2 separate regions of the Homo sapiens genome follow, and region 2 is linked to region 1. A link is a contact called in ENCODE Hi-C data. All regions are on one chromosome and are shown on one strand. The core of a region is the stretch at or near the end of the contact, and the rest is flanking DNA. Distances in the headings are between cores, read along the strand shown. Region 1 holds the start of WDR11 (WD repeat domain 11). Region 2 holds the start of FAM204A (family with sequence similarity 204 member A).

Region 1 (7,266 bases), core at 698-3,197:
ATACTTTTACCACTTTCGCTTCTCAGAATTCAGGCCTGTCCTCAGAATGCTACAAGGTACATCCCATTTAAGCTCCTGTATAGACGCTCCTTTTTATTAGGCCCCAGTCTCATTTGACACCAGACCAACTTAGACTGTGCCCCAAAAAACTTGTCATCCCTATCTTTTGTAGTCATACTCCTATTCACCATTCTCAACTACTCATACATGCCCTGCTCTTGTTTACACTGCCGGTTTACACTGTTTCTCCAAGCCATCACAGCTGATATCTCCTGGTGCTATCCCCAAACTGCCACTCTAAACTCTTGAAGTAAATAAATAATCTTTGCTGGCAGGACTATGCTGAATCTCCTTAGGCACTCTCTAATCAGATGTCCTATGTCCTCCCAATTCTTAGACCTTTTATACCTGTTTTTCTCCTTCTCTTATTCCATTTAGTTTCTCAATTCATCCAAAACCGTATCCAGGCCGTCACCAATCATTCTATACGACAAATGTTTCTTCTTACATCCCCACAATATCACCCCTTACCACAAGACCTCCCTTCAGCTTAATCTCTCCCACTGTAGGTTCCCACGCCACCCCTAATCCCACTTGAAGCAGCCCTGAGAAACATCACCCATTCTCTCTCCATACCACCCCCCAAAAATTTTCGCCGCCTCAACACTTCAACACTATTTTGTTTTGTCTTATTAATATAAGAAGGCAGGAATGTCACGCCTCTGAGCCCAGGCCAGGCCATCGCATCCCGTGACTTGCATGTATACATCCAGATGGCCTAAAGTAACTGAAGATCCACAAAAGAAGTACAAACAGCCTTAACTGATGACATTCAACCACTGTGATTTGTTCCTGCCCCACCCTAACTGATCAATGTACTTTGTAATCTCCCCCACCCTTAAGAAGGTTCTTTGTAATTCTCCCCACCCTTGAGAATGTACTTTGTGAGATCCACCCCTGCCCACCAGAGAACAACCCCCTTTGACTAATTTTCCATTACCTTCCCAAATCCTATAAAACAGCCCCACCCCTATCTCCCTTCGCTGACTCTTTTCGGACTTAGCCCACCTGCACCCATGTGAAATAAACAGCTTTATTGCTCACATAAAGCCTGTTTGGTGGTCTCTTCACACGGACGCGCATGAAACTAACAATGTATTGGGGAGAGAAACACACATCTGCAAATATCATTGCTGAAAAGAAATCATTGCATTAAGTGCTATAGTTAAAGCGTATAAACCCAACACTGAACACAAAGGAGGGAAGGACTGGGTCTGACCTGGAGAGCAGCAGAGGAGAAAGTGCGAAATGAAAGGTACCCAGCAACAGACAAAGGGTCACACTTGGCCCCAGACATAGTGCTTCTTCCTCAAGTGCGAAGGGAGTATTGCAAACACCAGATATGCAGTGTTATCTGTATTTGGAAATTGTTTATATTCAGGCCATTCACTTCATTCAGTCTGGCAATTTCATTCAATTAATCTCATTCATTTCTTAATTAATCTCATTCATTATTCTCTGTAAACTCCACGAGAGCGGAGACTTTGTGTCTTCTTCATCGGTAGATCCCCCATGCCTACTGGCACTAGTAGTTGCCCTAAATTCACTTATCAAAGGCAGCAAGAATAACTGGGACTCTTCTCTCTTGCTTTTCACGATTTCCAGCAGGGCACAAAGGCCTACAGTCCCCACCTGAAAAAAACAGACTTGACTGGAGGCAGCGCCTCTTCTTCCAAATACAGCCCCAGCTGACGCAGATTAGCACAACCGCCTAAGCGGCGGAACTCTGGAGAGTGCGGAACCTAGGATCCTAGGAAACTGAAGGCAACGGAACCTGGGGGCGATGGAATCCGGGAGCGGTGGAACCCGGAGCCTGTAGAACTTGAATCTAGAGGAACCTGACAGCGGCGCCGAGGGGGCCACCCGGACTCTGTTTGGAACGGAAGCACAGTGTCCGCCGCTTCCTGGTTGCGGGTCAGCGCCCAGGTCCTGGGCTGGCCGCCGGGATGTTGCCCTACACAGTGAACTTCAAGGTGTCGGCGCGCACCCTCACGGGGGCCCTCAACGCCCACAACAAGGCGGCGGTGGACTGGTGAGGACGCCGAGCTTCCAGGTCGCCAGGATCGGCCAGGAATGTGTGAGGGGGAAGGGGGAAGGACAAGAGGTTTCACCCCCTGGTTAGTTTGGCCTCGCTAAGGCAGGGAGCCGCCCTCACGCAATGAGCTTGCTTTCAGTTGGTGGATTTTTGTTGTTACAAAAGTGATAATAGCCCCGTGTGGGAAATTCCCCCATGCAAATACATTTCCCCTCTTTCTCGCGTATTTCTCTGCTGTTTTCTCTGCACCTCGCCCTTTTGCCGTTCCATTCCTCTCTCTTTTCCTCTCCTCCAGCTTCCAGGCTTCTCTCTCTCCACCATTAATTCCCTGTGCACTTTCTCTTTCCCATCCTGTCTTTTCTTTTTCGTTGTCTTGTATTCCTGTTGTCTTTCAACAATGTGCCAGACCCTGTGCTAGGCGCCTGTTCTTTCACCTGTCCTTTTCACCTCTTTTCGGGCTCCTCCTGTGTAGAACATTCCTGCCTTCAACAGGTCGTCTTTATTACTCTCTCCTTTCACTATAAATTACTACTGCAGCTCTGAAAACTACTCATTAGACAAATGTAAAGCAAAATTCTGTGGCTGTGGGATGTTGTTAGGAGGACTGAAACGTCTTGTGCAGTGTTTGTCGTTTTATTTAGTTGGAAGGACTAGGATTAGTCGCAGTATCCCCAGGCACATTGTGGATACTAAGGATTAGAAATCGGATAAGCGAAAGACGTATGCCTACAAGAACAGTCAGAGGGCACAAGTTCCTTTTTATGTCCTCGGGTCTCTATTTTCATATCTTTTAGAACTTTTTTTATCCGAATGAAAAGTGAATTTCAACAAGCATTTTAAGCTTAGCCAGATCTTTTATTTAAGTGGGATAATGATAAATACTGGCCTTTGGGTTTAAATGATTTTATTAATGGTGGTACATATGAATTAGACTTATCATTTATTTAGGCTTGGCAAGAAAGAAGTCGTCCTGCTTTGTTCTGTACTTAAACTTTAACATTACTGTTTTGCTAGGGGCTGGCAAGGTTTAATTGCTTATGGATGTCATTCACTTGTGGTAGTGATTGATTCCATTACTGCCCAAACTCTTCAAGTTTTAGAAAAGCATAAAGCTGATGTTGTAAAGGTAAGTAAAATCCCACTTTGACGCTAACATGTTGTCTAGTCTAAAGTTTAATACTGTGTATCACTAAGCTCTCATTAAGTCTTACGTGTAAGTGTTGAATAGCTTTTAAATATAACAACCTATTTGGGGTAGCCTAGAATTTTCATATATATGACTTAATGTCAATACAGGGTGAGTTATTAAATGCTAGTTGTTAGATCATTTTAAGGCAGATGAAAGTTCTACCATTTACAAGACCACTCAGTCATTCCTTAGTTTTGAGCACTTACCATATGCTATGGATATGGAGATGAAAGCCCTCAGATAATTCTCCATCTTATAAGGAAGACTCACAGCGTGATAGTGTGATAAGTGAGACTTGCGTAACACGCTGTGAGAAAACAGAGGAGCTGCATATTGCCTGGTTGTGAGGAGAGTCACAGAAGTCTACAGTTTCAAGACTAGTAGACAGTAGTTAGCCAAGTAAAAAATTGACAAGGAGCATTGCAGGGAAAAGCAAGAATATACACAGAAGTAAGTAGCGTGCCATAAAGATGGCTAAAGATGGGACACTTGTAGGAGTGATGAAATAAGAGGCAGCCAGAGAGATTCAGCTGTCTGTCCTGAAGTTTTGTAAGATTACGAAGGAGTTTGGATTTTTTTTTTTTTTAGACAGAATCTCACTCTGTCGCCCAGGCTGGAGTGCAGTGGCATGATCTCGGCTCACTGTAAGCTCCACATCCTGGGTTCACGCCATTCTCCTGCCTCAGCCTCCTGAGTAGCTGGGACTACAGGCACCCACCACCATGCCCAGCTAATTTTTTGTATTTTTAGTAGAGACCGGGTTTCACCATGTTAGCCAGGATGGTCTCGAGCTCCTGACCTCGTGATCCACCCGCCTTGGCCTCCCAAAGTGCTGGGATTACAGGTGTGAGTCACCGCGCCCAGCAGGAATTTGGATTTTTGAGTAGGAGATTGATGTGACCATATTCGCGTCTTAGAAAAACTCTGGCAGCAGTGGAGGATCTGCTGAAGAAATGCAAGACTGGAGGCAGTAAGATCATTTAGGAGATTTCTGCAGTAATTTTGGTGGGAAATTCTAAGGGCCTAAAATAAAGCTGGGGCATGGAGAAGTCATGTTTAAGAGCAGCAAAGAGGTAAACCTGATAGCCTTTATAGTGATCAGTATAAAGGAGAGTAAGAGAATAGAGTGACTCCAAGGTTTCTTTTGGTGTAATTGAATGACAGTGTTTCCAGTTATCAGAGGTAAGCATCTGTGAAGTCAGTGAATTTTTAAGTTTTCAACATGCAAAATCTGAGATGCCTGTAATATATTGCATTATAGTGATCCGGGCTTTAGGAGATAGGTCAGGATTAGAGATAGAGATTTGGAGTCTTTTTCTTTTTTAAATAATAGCTTTATTGAGATACTCATACCATAAAATGTACTGACTTAAAATGCACAATTCTGTGGCTTTTAGTATATCCACAGTTAATGCAGCCACAATTACAATGAACTTTTTTACCTCAAAAAGAAACCCTATATCCACTAGCAGTCATATTCCATTTCCCCCATTTCCCTCATCCTTTGGCAACCACTGACCTACTTTCTGTGTCTGTAGACTGGCCCATTCTGGGGATTTTATATAAATTGAATCATATAATTTGTGGTCTTTTGTGCATGACTTCTTTCACTTAGGATAATGTTTTCATGGTTCATCTGCGTTGTAGCATATATCAATACTCTGTTACTGATGAATAATATTCCACTGTAAGGATGTATCACATTTATTTTATTGATGGACATTTGGATATTTTGTACTTTTTGCCTGTTACGAATAATGCTGCTTTGCACATTCATGTGCAAGTTTTGTGTGAACCTGTGTTTTCATTTCCCTTGAGTATGTTTCTAGGGGTGGAATTACTGACTCATATGGTAACTCTGTTTAACTTTTTGAGGAACTGCTGGACTGTTTTCCAAATTAACATTCTCATTAGTAGTGTATGAGGAGTCTAATTTGTCCAAATCCTCACCAACGCTTGCTGTTCTCTGTTCTTTTGATTATAACCATCCTAATGGGTATGAATTGATTCTCATTGTGGCTTTGGTTTGCATTTCCCTGATGGCTAAAGGTGTGGAGTATCTTTTCATGTGCTTATTGGCCATTTGTATATCTTCTTTGGAGAAATGTCTATGCAGGTCCTTTGCCCATTTTAAAATTGTATTATTTATCTTTTTATAATTGAGTCGTAAGATTTCTTTGTATACAGTAGTCCTCCCTTATCCAGAAGGGAAATGTTCCAAGACCCCAGTGGAAGCCTGAAACCCTGGATAGTACTGAACCCTATATATATTGTGCTTTTTCTCATACATACTTACTTATGATAAAGTTTATAAACCAAACCCTGTATATACTGTTTTGTCTCATACATACTTACCTATGATCAAGTTTATAAATTAGGCATAATAAGAGATTAACAACAATAACTAATAATAATAAAGGAGAACAATTATAACAATACATCAGCATTACTACTCTTGCACTTTGGGGGCATTATAAAGTAAAATAAGGGTTACTTGAACATAGCACTGAGATATCACAACAGTTGATCTGATAATCAGTATGGCTACTGAGGGCAGGTGGTGTATACAGCATGGATGTTCTGGACAAAGGGATGATTTATGATTAAGGCAGGATGGAACAGGACAGTGGGAGATTTCATCATGCTATTCAGAAAAGCGCATAATTTATGAATTGTTTATTTTTAGACTTTTTTGTGTCATATGTTTGGATTGATACATGATTTGCAAATATTTTCTCTCAATTTGTGGGTTGTCTTTTTACTTTCTTGGTGGTGTCTTTTGAAGAACAAAACTTTTTCATTTTGATGTAGTCCAATTTATTATTTTGTATTGTTGTTGCTTGTACTTTTTGTGCCATATCCAAGAAACCATTGCTTTCTCCAATATCAAGAAGATATATACCTTTGTTTTTTTCTTAGAATTTTAGAGCTTTAGCTTTTAATCCATTTTGAGTTAATTTTTATATATGATGTGAAATAGGGAAAAATACTATTAATTTTTGTTTATTGATCATATCCTGTAATCTAGCTAACTTCACTTAGTAGATCTATTTAATAGTAATTTTGGGTAAATTTTTTTTAAGTAGACAGTCATGTCACTGCAAGTGACTGCAGTTTAATGTTTTCATTGATAATCTGTGTGTCTTCTATTTTTCTTGCCATGTTGCATTGGCTAGGACCTCTACTACAATGAATGGGAGAGTAGTGAGAGGATACTCTTGTCCTGTTCCTGAGCTTAGGGGGAAAGTATTCAGTCTTTCATCAAGTCTGATGTAAGGTATAGGGTGTTTTGGGAAAAATATATTTACCTTCTCTTTCCCTCTCTGTTTCCTTTCCCCTACACTGCCCCTTGGCATTTCTGGAGCTTTTATTTCTTTATGTAGGTCCAAGTTTCAGTCTGGTATTATATTCCCATCGACTGAAGAATTTACTGTAAGTTCTTAAAGTGCCTGTCTAATATTGGTTGATTCTCTTAGCTTTTATTTCTCTGAGAAAGTATTTCACCTTTGTTTTCGAAAGATAATTTTCAAAGGATATAGAATTCTGGGTTTATAATTTTTTTTTCTAGTAGTACTTTACAAATATCATTCCATTGGCCAGGCATGGTGGCTCACACCTGTAATCCCAACACTCTGGGAGGCCGAGGTGGATGGATCACCTGGGGTCAGGAGTTTGAGACTAGCCTGGCCAACAAGGCAAAACCTCATCTCTACTAAAAATACAAAAATTAGCCAGGCGTGGTGGTACACACCTGTAATCCCAGCTACTTGGGAGGCTGAGGCAGGAGAACAGCTTAAACCTGGGAGGTGGAGGTTGCAGTGAGCTGAGATAGTGCCACTGCACTCCAGCCTCGGCAACAGAATAAGACTCTGTCTCCAAAAAAAAAAAAAAAAAAAAATCCCTCCACTATCTTCAAGCTTACATAGTTTCTGATGAAAAATTTTTGTTTTTGTTTCTCTGCATTATATCTTTTTTCCTCCGA
Region 2 (7,266 bases), core at 2,614-5,113, 2.5 Mb before region 1:
AACAAATTTCAGGTTTGGATTTCTTAGCATCACTGGAGTCTATGTTAGAAATAACTCTTTCCCTTCCTGTCCATAAAATATTTTACATGCCCACTTATGTGCCAGACACTCTTCAAGACCCTGGGGACAGAAGTATATAAAACAGGCAAAAATCCCTAGCCTCACGAAATGACAGCTATACACATAGCAAGTTTCTGCTCAGTTTTTGAGCCAAGTATTCCTTGACCTGGACTTTAGATGTGACTGCTCATGAAACGTGTATGCCTCTCCAATGGGCAGTGGCACAGGTCTCCTACTAAACCACTGTTTTAGCATCTCTGCAGGGTGATAGTCTATGCTCTGGGCACCCAAACATGCTTCCCTCTGGGAAGCAGTCTCAGTTGCCCCGAAGAAGGCATGCTTTTTGCTGTTGTTGTTGCTAATCAGCCTTCAAGTAGTTAGGCATTTTTTATGGCTTTTTAAATTTTCTCAAAATTATATATTTTTAGCTCCTGCTCATGTGGCATTAAAAACTGTCCTCAGTGTGGCATCTGCCTGGTATGATAATTTCTTGAGTGTACCCAAAGGAAAAAAAATTAAAATAGTTTGAAAAAGGTGGAATCCACCTCTAAATCCAGGCAAAATTCAAATCAGGTAGGTTTTGAATTCCACTCTTTAGAACCTTTAGTCATGTGCCATTTTCCTGTGACTCTCAAAAAAACAAATACAAGGGAGACTGAGCAGTCACTGATAAACACGGATAACTGCTGCCACTTACTGTGCAGCCTGCAAAATGGAGTTGCCCGTGTAAGCAGCAGCCCAGTTACAGATCAGCCAATATGGAGTGGCTGCTTAGTGACTTTTGCTTTGGACTCATGTTTCAAAACAGTCTTTCTATTCATAGCATATACTTGTCATTCACAAAGTTTCCAACTGGCACCATGTTAGGCCTCCTGTTATTCTTGTTTTGGCTGCTGTGGAGAATGATTCTCTATAAGTGTCTCTTACTTATGCCTTTCAGAGCGTATTTCTTTATTTTAAGGCAGATAATCCCAAGTTACCCTTTAACTGTGAAAATTCACTCAGCCTGTCTCCAGAAACGTGGAATATCAGAGAAACAGAAACTTAAATTTGTTTAGCATAGATTATAGCCAAGTCCATATAACAGCCAATGTATTAATTCATAAGCTTTCATTTTTTTTACCCTGCAACCCAAATAATTTTCAATTTAATCATTTTAGCCCCAAGGAAAATGTAAATGACTCAGAATCCTTTTTCTCTCTATGGTTTTGAATATCACTTTCTTCATTTTACACACCCTCCACCTCTAGAGTTAAGATTTATTCCATCCCACAATTATCCTCAAGACATTCTGTGTGTACTATGCAGAACACATCTTTAGTCCTGGGCTAACACAATTTGCCATGAACTGAAAATATTTATATACTGTCCTAGTCTGAATAACTAGGGTTTCTTGTTTGTTTGTTTGTTTGCCCTTGAAAACCACCCATCGTTATTATTTAGCATACTTGGTCAGATAACAATGAATCAAAAACAGGGTACAGTTCAGTGGTTCCTAATCTAAGTATGAATATAGTAACAGGAGTCTCTAAGCTAATTTCAAAAAGCCCAAACTATTTTATTTTTCCCCTCAGTAAGACTGTACCATTCATCATTACAGGAAAAGACCAATTTAGTGAAGCACTATTTTTCACATGTTAATCAGAGGTTCACTGGTAGTTATAGGTCTGATTTTTATCAGAAAAAAACATTCATAAATAAGGTTGAGTAGACACAATCTTTCAAAATAAAGCAGCCAGGGAGAAATCAAATTATAATAAAAACCGTTCTAGATTGTGCACTGGTTACAGGGGGAAAAAGTCTTCAAAGTTGGAAAATGGTTTCTAGTCCTGAGCAACATAATTAGGAGAAAGCCACTGCATTTGTCTGGGCCTCCATTCTTAAGCTATAAAATAAAGGTTTGATCAAATGATCTCTGAGATGTCTTACAGCTCTAAAATGCCTCTTTATGATTTTGATATTATAAGTGCCCTAAATGCCCAGAGTCACCTCACTCCTGGATGTATCACTCCATTCTCTCTAGCACTGCAATCCTGATTAGAGCCCAGTATCCAGTAGATAAGGTTTCTCTCCTCTACCTAGCAACTCAGCCAAGAGGATGTTTTCAGAGAAACTCTGTACACTTCAGGACACTGAGAAGGGGAAGGAACCCTAGTTACAACAGGAAACACTAGAACCAGAAAGGGGAAACAAAGCAAGTCACTGCTGCACATGGCATACAAACAGTGTGGCAGGCCTTGGTTTTCCACTAATCTTCACAACAACCCTTCCACTAGGAATTACTATCTATATCAGCCCCTCCCCTACCCGCCCCGCCCCCAATTTACAGATGGGATAACTGACTTGCCTAATGCATTCTGATCCATTTGTTTTACAAAAATAGCCCCATGGCTTTAGATTATGAATTTTACAGAGCAGAGTTGTAAGCGGGGACAAGGATTTGCGACTGGGGCTGAGAATGATCTTAGCCTATAATTACAGACTTGTTAAATTTGGTTAAGAATTTTTTTCTGTACTTTTTGAGTACAGAAAGCTATGCAAGATGCTATACTAAGTTGCATACATCAAAGTCAAAGTCACAGTCAGAGGTTTGAGTAATAATGTCATATTTTCTGGACAACCAGACAGCTGCTTATAATCAAAACCCAAAAGATATATTTGAGCAGCTCGATGGGTAAATGTTTTCCATCTCTATTCCAGAATTTAAATTCCATTTTCATCGTATAAGGCTGTCTTATTTCCTATATTTTGTATTTGATTAGAAATAATTCCAGAAGCCTGAACTTCGTCTGATCTAAAATTAATTTCACTTGTATACTAATTATAAGCCACAATTATTTAACAATCTGAAGATTGTAATTTACATCATAATCAGAGTCTGTGACTTAAAAATAGTTACTATTTTCAAGCATGTTAACATCAACATTAACGTAAATATCCTATTTACTTTTATGAAATGAATGTGTTCCTTTTCTCAAAAAAGGTACAGAAAGGACAACTGAATTACAGGCCTGAGAGCGAATCCAGAAAAACTACTTATTTAGCAAGATTTTGCATGTATTCAACTGTTTTAATTAAAGAGAGTGTTCGTTTACTTGAGGCCTGGAAAACATTTTCCCAGACCCAAGATCCTGCATGGAAAGACAATAAACCAAGTTAACAGTTCAAGGCTCATTTTAAGTCGATTCCGCTGTGAGAATACTTACAGGGTCCAAGATTGCAAGAGGATGGGTCTAGAAAGGTACACCGTTCCTGCTTGGCTGCACAACCCGGAATTCTGCAGGCTTTCTGGCGGCAATGCCACACTCCAATCCCAAAAGAGAGAGAAGCCCCTCCCGGGCACAGAACTAAGCGCTGCACATTCCGGCGAAGGATGTCTAGCCTGCTGGCAGTCCCATTAACTGGAGCTGTTTTCCGGAATACAGCAACTGTAAACGTGAGCCTGTTTTCCCTATCGACAGCCTCCTCAATCCCCTCTCACTTTGACCTGGGTGGGACGGAGAACCCCCTCCACATAACAGGCTGGGGAGGCCGCTGCGACGCCCCTTTCGAGGAAGGCTGAGGGCGGCCCCGCCGTCGCTTCCGCGGCCCCGGGCCGGGGGCTTTTCTAGCCTGCTCCGGGAGGCTCGGCCGAGGAGCTATGAGGCCGCCCATGCCGCCTCCCTCGGCTGCCCACAAGAGGCCCTCCCAGACTCATCATGCCGGAGCCCGAACCGGCGGGTAACCAACCCTCCATAAGCCGTACTCACCTGTCAGGAAGTGGTCGCCCAGCAGCCATCTTAGGACCCCGTCAACATCGCGCCTTCTCATTGGCTCCTGCGTCTCAACCAATGGGCTGGGGCCGTTCTGGCCCTAGGGTCGCCTTAGCAACCGGCCTCCTGGGGCTTCCCTTTTTAGTCCGCCCGAAGGAGGTGGTTCCTTTCTTTCTTTTTTTTCTCTCTTTTATCTTGCCGTTTTCTCTTTCTTCTGAACATTTTTAAAGACTTTGTTCTTTCTTCATTCCCTGCTGTAGGCCAATGCGTCTGGGCAAGGAAAGGGCTGACATAGACCTTGAACTGAGAGTTGATGCCACCAGGAGGGAGAATCTTGCAGAGTGCTTTCTTTCTAGGCCCCTCTGCAAACGTCTTCATTCATTCATCCTTTCCCCTCACTCTCTTCCTTTTTTTTAATTTTTTTTCTTTCTTCACCTATTTATTGGGCGCCTACTTTGTACCAGGCATCGTGCTAATCTCTGGTTAGCAGAAAACATGCTGACTCTTGCTCTCTTGGCGCCTACCGTCTGGTGATGGGGTCCAAGGTGCTTCACTGACTGGACCAAAAGTTTACCGAACTTCTTTTTTTCTTATTTGTGGCAGGCACTGTGTTATGCCCAGAAGGGGGTGCTTGGGGAACATAGAAAATAAGGGGAAAAAAAAGAGAGAGAAAAGCACTGCGAAGAGGATAAAATACCCTATGGATAGGGATGGGAATAGGGCTATTTTAGAAATATTTGCATTTTCCGAAATACTGTTTTATAATAAGAATAACATTAAGTGTACCTATTTGCTAATTTTGTGATGATTATATAAGAAAAGCCTGGGCAACAGAACCAGACCCTATTTCAAAAAAAGAAAAGAAAAGAAAATACAGTAGGCTTCCCTCATCTGTGGCTTCTCTTAGCCTGATTTCAGTTACCTGGGGTCAACCAAGGTCCAAACACATTAAGTAAAAAATTCCAGAAATAAGCAATTCAAATGTTTCATTGCAAGCCCATTCTGGATATCCTGATGAAATCTGCAGTGTGAATCATCGCTTTGTCCATGCATGCTGTTAGGCTACCAGGTTCTTAGTCACTTAGTAGCCATCTTGGTTATCAGATTGAAAAACTATATGTGGGGTTCGCCATTATTCCAGGATTCAGGCATCTACCGGGGAGTCTTGGAAGGTATTCCCTGCGGATAAGGGAGGCTACTGTACACATAAAGACTTTAACATGTTACCTAGCCCACGCTAATTTTCAATCTCAGCTGTTTTTTGCTGTTAACATTACCAATAATGTCTTTCTTCAAAGCAAGCTAAATGTGTATAAAATTTTGCATTGCACTCAGTAATATATCTCAATTTCACATCAACAGATGGTTAAGCCTATTAACTATCCACTAAACCACCTCACCTCCAACATCTTCCAGAAGATGCGCCAAGTTTAGAGAGCAGTTTTCTATAACCCCAGAATCATAGTAAAACCTGAATCAGCAAGTTTGGATCGCCGAGGTCCCTCTTCCTGTTCACATTCTCTGATTCTAGAGTAGAAGCAAGGCTGAATGAGTTAAGGATCTGTGTAAAACTATTTTGGCCAAATCTGTTCAGCTTCTCAGTAGGATTTTCCTTGAATCCAAATCTTTAAAAAGTTAAACAGGTAACAAGAAGGTGTGCCTGAGAGTGCTGTTGTAACTGCATTAGGCTTCTTAATTGCTCTTCATCTGGGGATAGCAAAATACTACAGACAAGGTAGCTTAGGCAACAGGAATTTATTTCTCACAGTTCTAGATGCTGGGAAGTCCAAGATCAAGATGCCAGCAAAGTAGGTTTTTTTTTTTTTTTTTTTTGAGGCCTCTTCTCTTGCGTGGTAGGCAGCCACCCTTGCCCTGTCGTGCTCCCATCACCTTTTCTTTATATGCACAGTTTGGGGAGCTCTCCAGTGTCTCTTCTCTGTACTTAAAAGGACACTAATCCTGTTGGATCAGGGTTCTACCCTTCTGACCTTATTTAACCTTAATTACTGCCTTAGAGGCCACATCTCCAAACACAGCCACACTGTGGGTTATGGCTTTAAGATAGGAATTTTAGGGGTGCACAAACATTCAGCTCATAACAATTGCTGATGGTGGAAATGTTACCAGAATGGGGAAAGAGATAGCAGAGGGGGAAGAACTGAGGCATGGGGTAGGAAGGAATTAATGTTTGTATGTTTAAGAATGATCTGGGGCTGGGCATGGTGGATCACGCCTGTAATCCCAGCACTTTGGGAGGCCGAGGCAGGTGGATCACTTGAGGTCAAGAGTTCGAGACCAGCCTGACCAACATGCTGAAACCCGCTCCCCCCTACTAAAAATACAAAAATTAGCCGGGCATGGTGGCATGTGCCTGTAATCCCAGCTACTCGGGAGGCTGAGGCACGAGAATCACTTGAACCCGGGAGGCAGAGGTTGCAGTGAGCTGAGATTGCGCCACTGCACTCCAGCCTGGGTGACAGGAGTGAAATTCCATCTCAGAAAAAAAAAAAAATCTCGATTGTTTCTATATGGATCCCATCAAAGAATGCTCATTATTTAGTGCATATATTAATAAATGCAAGGGATAGAGGTGGCATATAATTATAACTACTACAAAGATTTACAAACACCAGATTTCATAGCAAAGGTTTTTGGAAAATCTTGCTTCAAAAATATCTAACATTTTAAAATTAAGTTTCTCAATACTGATTTGAGAATTCTTAATTACCTAATTGTTTATCACATTACTGGATGCCTATAATAAATGTAAATAATAGCTCAGACTTTTCTTCTCGCTCTGGTTGTAAGAACTTCAGTTTCTGAATATTATTGTTTTGTCAATTTTCTAGGGAAAATGTCAGTCCTTTGATTTATGTTAATCAATAAATTTACCTTTCTTCCAGCAAATTCCTGCCCTGGAAGCCTGCCAAGCCATGAGTTTTGTGAATGAAATACTTGTATTTGTGAGATTTCTATGAAATGTAGAATTGTTGGATACCTTTTACTAAATCATAGTGAAATATCTGATGCAGCTAGTGAATTGTGCTTGAATTGTGTTGCATCTGGCACTAATTTCAAGCATGTAGCTTTCATTTAAATTCTCAACCGTATCTTTAAAAACACAAAGCAGTTTTTCTTTGCCAAGAAATATTATAGTTTATGAACAGTTTTTCCTTACATTTAACAATTTTTTATTGTAGAGATTATAAGTCACACCTATGTTATGAAAGATTAATTGTGGAGTTCTTTTTGGTGGCTGCTAAATCCTGGATTGATGAATAATTTCTCAAAATATAATGAAACCCCTTAAATATTTTTAAGTTGGAAAAGTGAATACAACTTTGTTGAACATATAATAAATGTGCTTCTTGCTGAAACTGAGAAAGAGAATATTAATTTCTTTCTATACAAACACCTCTTTTTTGGCATTCAGAGGAAAAAGGGATTTAGTGAC

Evidence for each region. A loop is a pair of places that touch in the nucleus more often than their neighbours do. Pooled maps may share reads with other maps.
Region 2: a map of naive thymus-derived CD4-positive, alpha-beta T cell shows a loop between it and region 1 (10-fold over the local background). The contact joins the promoter of FAM204A here to the promoter of WDR11 in region 1. A Hi-C loop is called at or near these places in 1 of 168 maps with a recorded cell type or tissue (naive thymus-derived CD4-positive, alpha-beta T cell), 1 of 37 single-sample maps with no recorded cell type and 8 of 50 pooled maps.

What each region holds. Positions count from the first base shown.
Region 1 is chr10:120,849,415-120,856,680 of GRCh38, forward strand. WDR11 (WD repeat domain 11) reads left to right here and starts at 1,948. Exons shown (of 29, transcript NM_018117.12): 1 at 1,948-2,092; 2 at 3,110-3,221. The coding sequence starts at 2,007. WDR11-DT (WDR11 divergent transcript) reads right to left here and starts at 1,765. Exons shown (of 3, transcript NR_033850.1): 1 at 1,280-1,765. RefSeq lists enhancers at 1,590-2,134, 1,613-1,732, 1,893-2,362, 2,135-2,678, 2,373-2,432.
Region 2 is chr10:118,338,461-118,345,726 of GRCh38, forward strand. FAM204A (family with sequence similarity 204 member A) reads right to left here and starts at 3,864. Exons shown (of 9, transcript NM_022063.3): 1 at 3,810-3,864; 2 at 3,267-3,467. RefSeq lists enhancers at 3,669-4,168, 3,805-4,024.